Linked DNA regions of Homo sapiens: region 2 is linked to region 1. A link is an interaction called in ENCODE POLR2A ChIA-PET data of the cell type or tissue named here. Cell type or tissue: PC-9. All regions are shown on one strand. Links, peaks and the distances in the headings refer to the core of each region. The heading gives the core; the rest is flanking DNA.

The links. Peaks named below come from ENCODE experiments on the same cell type or tissue, not always from the same donor. Only the 100,000 strongest peaks of a DNase experiment are listed, where the experiment ranks them.
Region 2: POLR2A ChIA-PET joins it to region 1 with 26 read pairs; 2 of 35 experiments call an interaction of 5 or more read pairs at or near these places.

What each region holds. Positions count from the first base shown.
Region 1 is chr18:3,040,704-3,043,628 of GRCh38, forward strand. No RefSeq gene overlaps it. Among named protein-coding and RNA genes, the nearest start is that of LPIN2, 29 kb to the left of the region's middle. In PC-9, for the core only: no CTCF peak of the experiment used is centred there; a DNase peak (open chromatin) is centred at 1,358; H3K27ac peaks cover 1,257 bases.
Region 2 is chr18:3,275,629-3,278,553 of GRCh38, forward strand. It overlaps MYL12B (myosin light chain 12B), which reads left to right. Exons shown (of 4, transcript NM_033546.4): 3 at 1,625-1,786; 4 at 2,137-2,833. The coding sequence ends at 2,309. Among named protein-coding and RNA genes, the nearest start is that of MYL12-AS1, 15 kb to the left of the region's middle. In PC-9, for the core only: no CTCF peak of the experiment used is centred there; no DNase peak of the experiment used is centred there.

The DNA of each region.
Region 1 (2,925 bases), core at 176-2,675:
CTGAAGTGGGAGGATCGCTTGAGCCCAGGAGTTTGAGACCAGCTTGAGCAATATAGGTAGACCCTGTCTTTACAAAAAAATTAAAAATTAGCCAGGTGTGGTGGTGAACGTCTGTAGTCTCAACTACTTGGGAGGCTGAGGCAGGAGGATTGCTTGAGCCTGGGAGGTCGAGGCTGTAATGAGCCATGACTGTGCCACTGCACTCCAGCCTAAGCAACTGAGTGAAACCCCATCTCAATAATAATAATAATTGGCAGGCGTGGTGGCTCATGCCTGTAAGCCCAACATTTTGGGAGGCCGAGATGGGTGGCCCACTTGAGGTCAGGAGTTCCAGACCAGCCTGGCCAACATGGTGAGACCGCCCCGCAATGTCTACTAAAAAAATACGAAAATTAGCCAGGTGTGATGGCACATACCCGTAATCCCAGCTACTCAGGAGGCTGGGGCAGTAGAATCACTTGAATGCAGGAGGCAGAGGTTGCAGACAGCCAATATCGCACCACTGCACACTCCAGCCTAGGCCACAGAGTGAGACCCCGTCTCCAAAAATAATAATAATAATCCTGACAATCATATTTTTATTAAAATGAGTAAGTGGATTAGATGGGGAGAAAAGGTGCTCTTTCTTGATAACTGGCAGACCGAGGTGACCTCTATGTCAGGAGACGATTGTGGCATTGTCCTCACCACTGTTCGCCAGCCATCTTTGTCTCTGCAGGGGCGGCACAGCTGGAATTCTGAAAGAACCTGCTCCTCTAAAACATAGATCCCAGATCTGAGCTTTAAGGGCCTTTGTTAAAATAAAATGTGTTTTTCCAAAGGGATTAGCATTTTACACTAGTAATCCTCTCACTCAGCTTGGAGGGCACAGAGGAAATGCAGCACAAACATGAACATCTTGAGGAGGCTCGTTCTTGGGATGGGTGGGTTGTCATGGGAGGCATATCTAGAACAGGTATCAGAACCCGAGGGGCTGGAGATTTGATCAACCAGGAACCAGTATCAGGTGAGTAGGCTCCAGGCAGAATGCACAAAAGGAAAGTGTGGAGTACAAACAAGAAGAATGAAGCTGGACCAACTGCTCTGGGGCTCACTTATTAGTTACATATATTGGGAGCTGTTTCTGTGGGAGAAATGGATCCTAACATTCCCCAGCTGTCCCGCCACCTCCGTCAAACCTCAGGAAAGCAGCGTAAAACCTGCTTTGTAGAAAGAAAATTTCTTCCATAAAGTGAGGCATCCCGTTGCTTTAATTATCCCAATACTCAGAGTGAAAATATGATCTTATATGTTTATTTGCCTAAAACTTAACTCCAGTTGTCACAACAAAGCAAAGTGAAGGAGGAAGTAAGACCCAAAAACATATTTTATAGACAGCTGCCATCTGTCTTGATGAAACTATTAAAGCCTCCTCAAGAACAAGCCTCTTGTCCTGATTCTTATCTTCTGTTTTATCCTCTCCCACTTTTCATCTGTCCCTCGGCTCAAATGACAGTGATTACAGCCATAGTAGTAAACTCTGAGGAGAAAGAGACTAATGGGAATTTCCTTTTTCCAAGGCAGCACAATAGAGGAAATCCTTAGGTTTTTTGGGGAGCAGCTGTCATTTCCACCAGCCAACCTAGTCAAGGACATGTGTTCTCTGAATACTCTAGCAGCAGGTCACAGATTCATTGAACAAAGGTGGGTTCCCACCTGTGGGCTCCTGGGCTGTGGGAAAGAAAATAACAATGGTGGAAGTGTTGAGAGACTTGGTTTCATTCTTCCCTCCCTTACATATCACTTGACCCTGATGGCTTGATTGACTTCACCTCCCTTAACATTAGTTTGCTTATCTATAAAATGAGGTCAGTAACCTGAGCACAAACTGCCTCACTGGGGTGACGTATTACTTGACGCACATGAAAGTACTTAGAAACATATTTCATACACAAAATAGTTTCAGTAAATTTTGTAAGGCAACCCCAGTAAGAAAATCCCACAAATAGGAATTCCTGATTTTGTATACTGCAGTGATTTCTGTATTCCAGAGGGGAACAGAGGCCTTTCTTATTTCTTTTTTTTTGAGATGGAGTCTCGCTCTGTCGCCCAGGCTGGAGTGCAGTGGTGCGATCTCGGCTCACTGCAAGCTCCGCCTCCCGGGTTCACACCATTCTCCTGCCTCAGCCTCCCGAGTAGCTGGGACCACAGGCGCCCACCACCACGCCCGGCTAATTTTTTTGTATTTTTAGTAGAGACGGGGTTTCACCGTGTTAGCCAGGATGGTCTCGATCTCCTGACCTTGTGATCCGCCCGCCTCGGCCTCCCAAAGTGCTGGGATTACACGTGTGAGCCACTACGTCTGGCCTCTCATTTCGATAATATGGTTTTTTTGCCCTTTGGAAAATTACCCTTGGAAAAATGAGGCAGGAAGCACAGGGAGGGGGAAAGCCCCTTCCTGAAGGCCTACTATGTGCCACGTGCTCTCCTAGGCACTGTTAAAAATGAATAAACCCCTTTAATCCTGGCAAAATCTCCATGTGGGAGACAGTGTAGTGTCCTTATCCCCACTTTAGAGGAGGACTTGTGGGGAGGGGGTCTAACTTTCCCACAGTGAGAAAGGGGTGGAGGTGAAGCCAATCTGCCTAACCCCAGGATTCTGCCGCTGGACTGTGCTTAACTTGCTTGCTGATCTACTGGGGAAAGGTGATAGCAGAGTTACCAGCGGAGCAAAAGTTACACACAAAGCACCTATTTATTTTTCCCCAAGTGGCCTTTAATTAGTCATGCTTTTAGCACAAGATAACCTTTGATTGTGCGTAGCAAGGTTCATTTTGAATAGGTTCAGCTTAATAACGTCAATACTGCTCCACCTTCATTGAAATATTTAACAAAATATAATCTGAGGCTGGGTGCGGTGGCTCATACCTGAAACCCTAGCCCTTT
Region 2 (2,925 bases), core at 246-2,745, 230 kb after region 1:
GATACGTATTTACCTTTCAAATCAACAGATTACATTGGATGTCTTGAGCGGGTCCATAAGTGCTTAGCCTAAACCAATTCATTTTAAATCCCTGTAACTTTTTGTACCCTAGCGTTCTCTTCACACCTTTTGGTTACAGTTTTTCTTCCCCCCAAAAAATGCTGCAAGTGAGTTGGGTTAAATCTGGAGGTAGAAAAGTAGATCTTTTTAGCTACTTTAACTTATTCAGTGAATCTTGAGTTTAATTTTGGGCTAATTTTGATATTGGAACATTGAGTAAGTGTAATCAGGTAGGACTGCAATGCAGTGAAATAGATGCCAACATGATGTTTACATTTCACCCAAATTCCCAGAATTAAAACTTACATATGAACTATAATGGTAGCTTTGATTGTCATTCTAGCTTTGACTTAGTTGGGTATAATTTTGAGATGGTTCCTTAGATATGAATATCTGACTAATAGATGTTCTTTTCATGTAAAATCATATAAACTTAATGTTGGAAGATACCTTTGAGATACCAACTTTAACCAGTCAATGTTAGACTTTTTTAAAAAAAGAAGTAAATTCTACATAAGGCAGCACTGAACGAAGGATCTGGAATACTGGGTTTGAATGCCAGTTCTGCCACTTCCTCCTATATCACACAACCAGTGGTAGAACTGGGATTCAAACCCAGTATTCCAGATCCTTGGTTCAGTGCTGCTTTTCCCACACCACGGGGCCTCAAAAACACTCCCACCATGTCTGGCCATTCCAGGGAGATTTCTTTCAGCTCCTAGGGAAAGGTCAGGGGAGTTCCCTCACCACTGCACTAAAAGAAGTGTTCACACTTGGAATGGAGATTAAGATTTCCCATTACAAACAATACCAAAGAAGACCACAGTTCAATGACATGTGTAAACAGTGTTTGAAGATATCTAACATTGTTCAAAATAAGCTGCCAATTCAAAACCATGCTAATAGTTTAAACTTAAATGGCCAACTTATAAATACAACTTTGAAGCATATCAACTTATGGGCATCTGTACCACAACTGGAAGTGTGAATATTTAGATTTTTTTGTATGACTGGTATTGAACTGACTCCCCGATGGACCATTGATGTTATCAACATTCAGGATGTAGGCCGGGCGCGGTGATGCACGCCTGCAATCCCATCACTTTGGGAGGCCAAGGCAGGTGGATCACTTGAGCTCAGGAGTTCAAGACCAGCCTGGGCAACATAGTGAAACCCAGTCTTTACAAAAAACAAAAAATTAGCAGGGCATGGTGGCACATGCCTATAGTCCAAAAAAAAAAAAAAAAAAAAATTAAGATGTAATAATGTGGCACTGCCTGGCTTCAGGTTTTTGTTTTGTTTTTAATGAAAAATAATGAACAGAAAGTTCACATAAACGAATAAATAACCTTCAATATAAGCCTGGAATACATTTTTATAATGATGTATCCAATATTTTTTAAGTTGTCAAAAATAATCTTTTTAAAATGTTCTTAAAGTTAATTGAAAAATTAGTTTCAAATGATGTACATTTTAAAAATATGTTGGGGAGCATAATAATAGTGAAATAACTATTGAAATTAAATGTTTTTGTCTTTAAATGTTAAAATGTGTATTCTTACAGGGAAGAATCCCACTGATGCATACCTTGATGCCATGATGAATGAGGCCCCAGGGCCCATCAATTTCACCATGTTCCTGACCATGTTTGGTGAGAAGTTAAATGGCACAGATCCTGAAGATGTCATCAGAAACGCCTTTGCTTGCTTTGATGAAGAAGCAACAGGTGAGTGCTATTTGTTTATGCCCAGCCTCATTCCACACTATATAAAGTACTTCTGTGAAATAGAAGGGGTTTTCTTTTTTTACCTTTAGAAAATATTTGCTTAAGAATAATTTTGTAAGCATATGATCTGTTTCTGAGCTTTTAAATGATTTGATCTAATATTAACACAGAACTCTAAGAATAATTGGAAAACATAATGATATAGTTCATATAGCCTTAGTTCACTAACTTACTTTGTTTATAGATATGGATATTCTGAAATATTTTATACGATTGACAAGCTTTAGGAATGAACCATCAAAGTGCCAGGAAGTATTGATGACTGCTTTCTTCTTTCTATTGTCTTCCAGGCACCATTCAGGAAGATTACCTAAGAGAGCTGCTGACAACCATGGGGGATCGGTTTACAGATGAGGAAGTGGATGAGCTGTACAGAGAAGCACCTATTGACAAAAAGGGGAATTTCAATTACATCGAGTTCACACGCATCCTGAAACATGGAGCCAAAGACAAAGATGACTGAAAGAACTTTAGCTAAAATCTTCCAGTTACATTGTCTTACTCTCTTTTACTTCTCAGACACTTCCCCCACCCTCATAGAACCTGTTGCATGCAACTTAGTTTCACAGCTTTGCCTCTTCTTTTTGATGTATTTATTCCAGACCTTTCTGCCACTTAGCACTTGTATAATCAGACTGGAAATGGGGATGAGGGTGTAAATTGTATTGAAAAAGATCGCGAATAAAAATCAACAAATGTGAAAGCCCAGAAAAATATATTCGTATTTCTGGTTTTGCTGGATTTTTACATTTTTATATAATAAAAATGTTATTTTGAAATAAAGATTATGCTGACTCAAATGCAATGTAATGGCAAGTTAAACAAATGATTGATAGGTGGGGGTAGTCCTTTTTTCAGGTTTTCAACTTCATATGATTCAGGTTTTATGGTAAAATTGATTTTTCACATATATGGGACAGTGTTCTTCAGAACTTTTAAGTACCCTTTAACATTATTATGCAGTAAAAACTAGTTATGCCATTGTTTTTCACGCTTCTAGTCAGATGTTTATTAAATGATAAATATAGAATGTATCTGGGAAAACATTAAACATTGCGTTCATCTAAGATTCTGAGAAG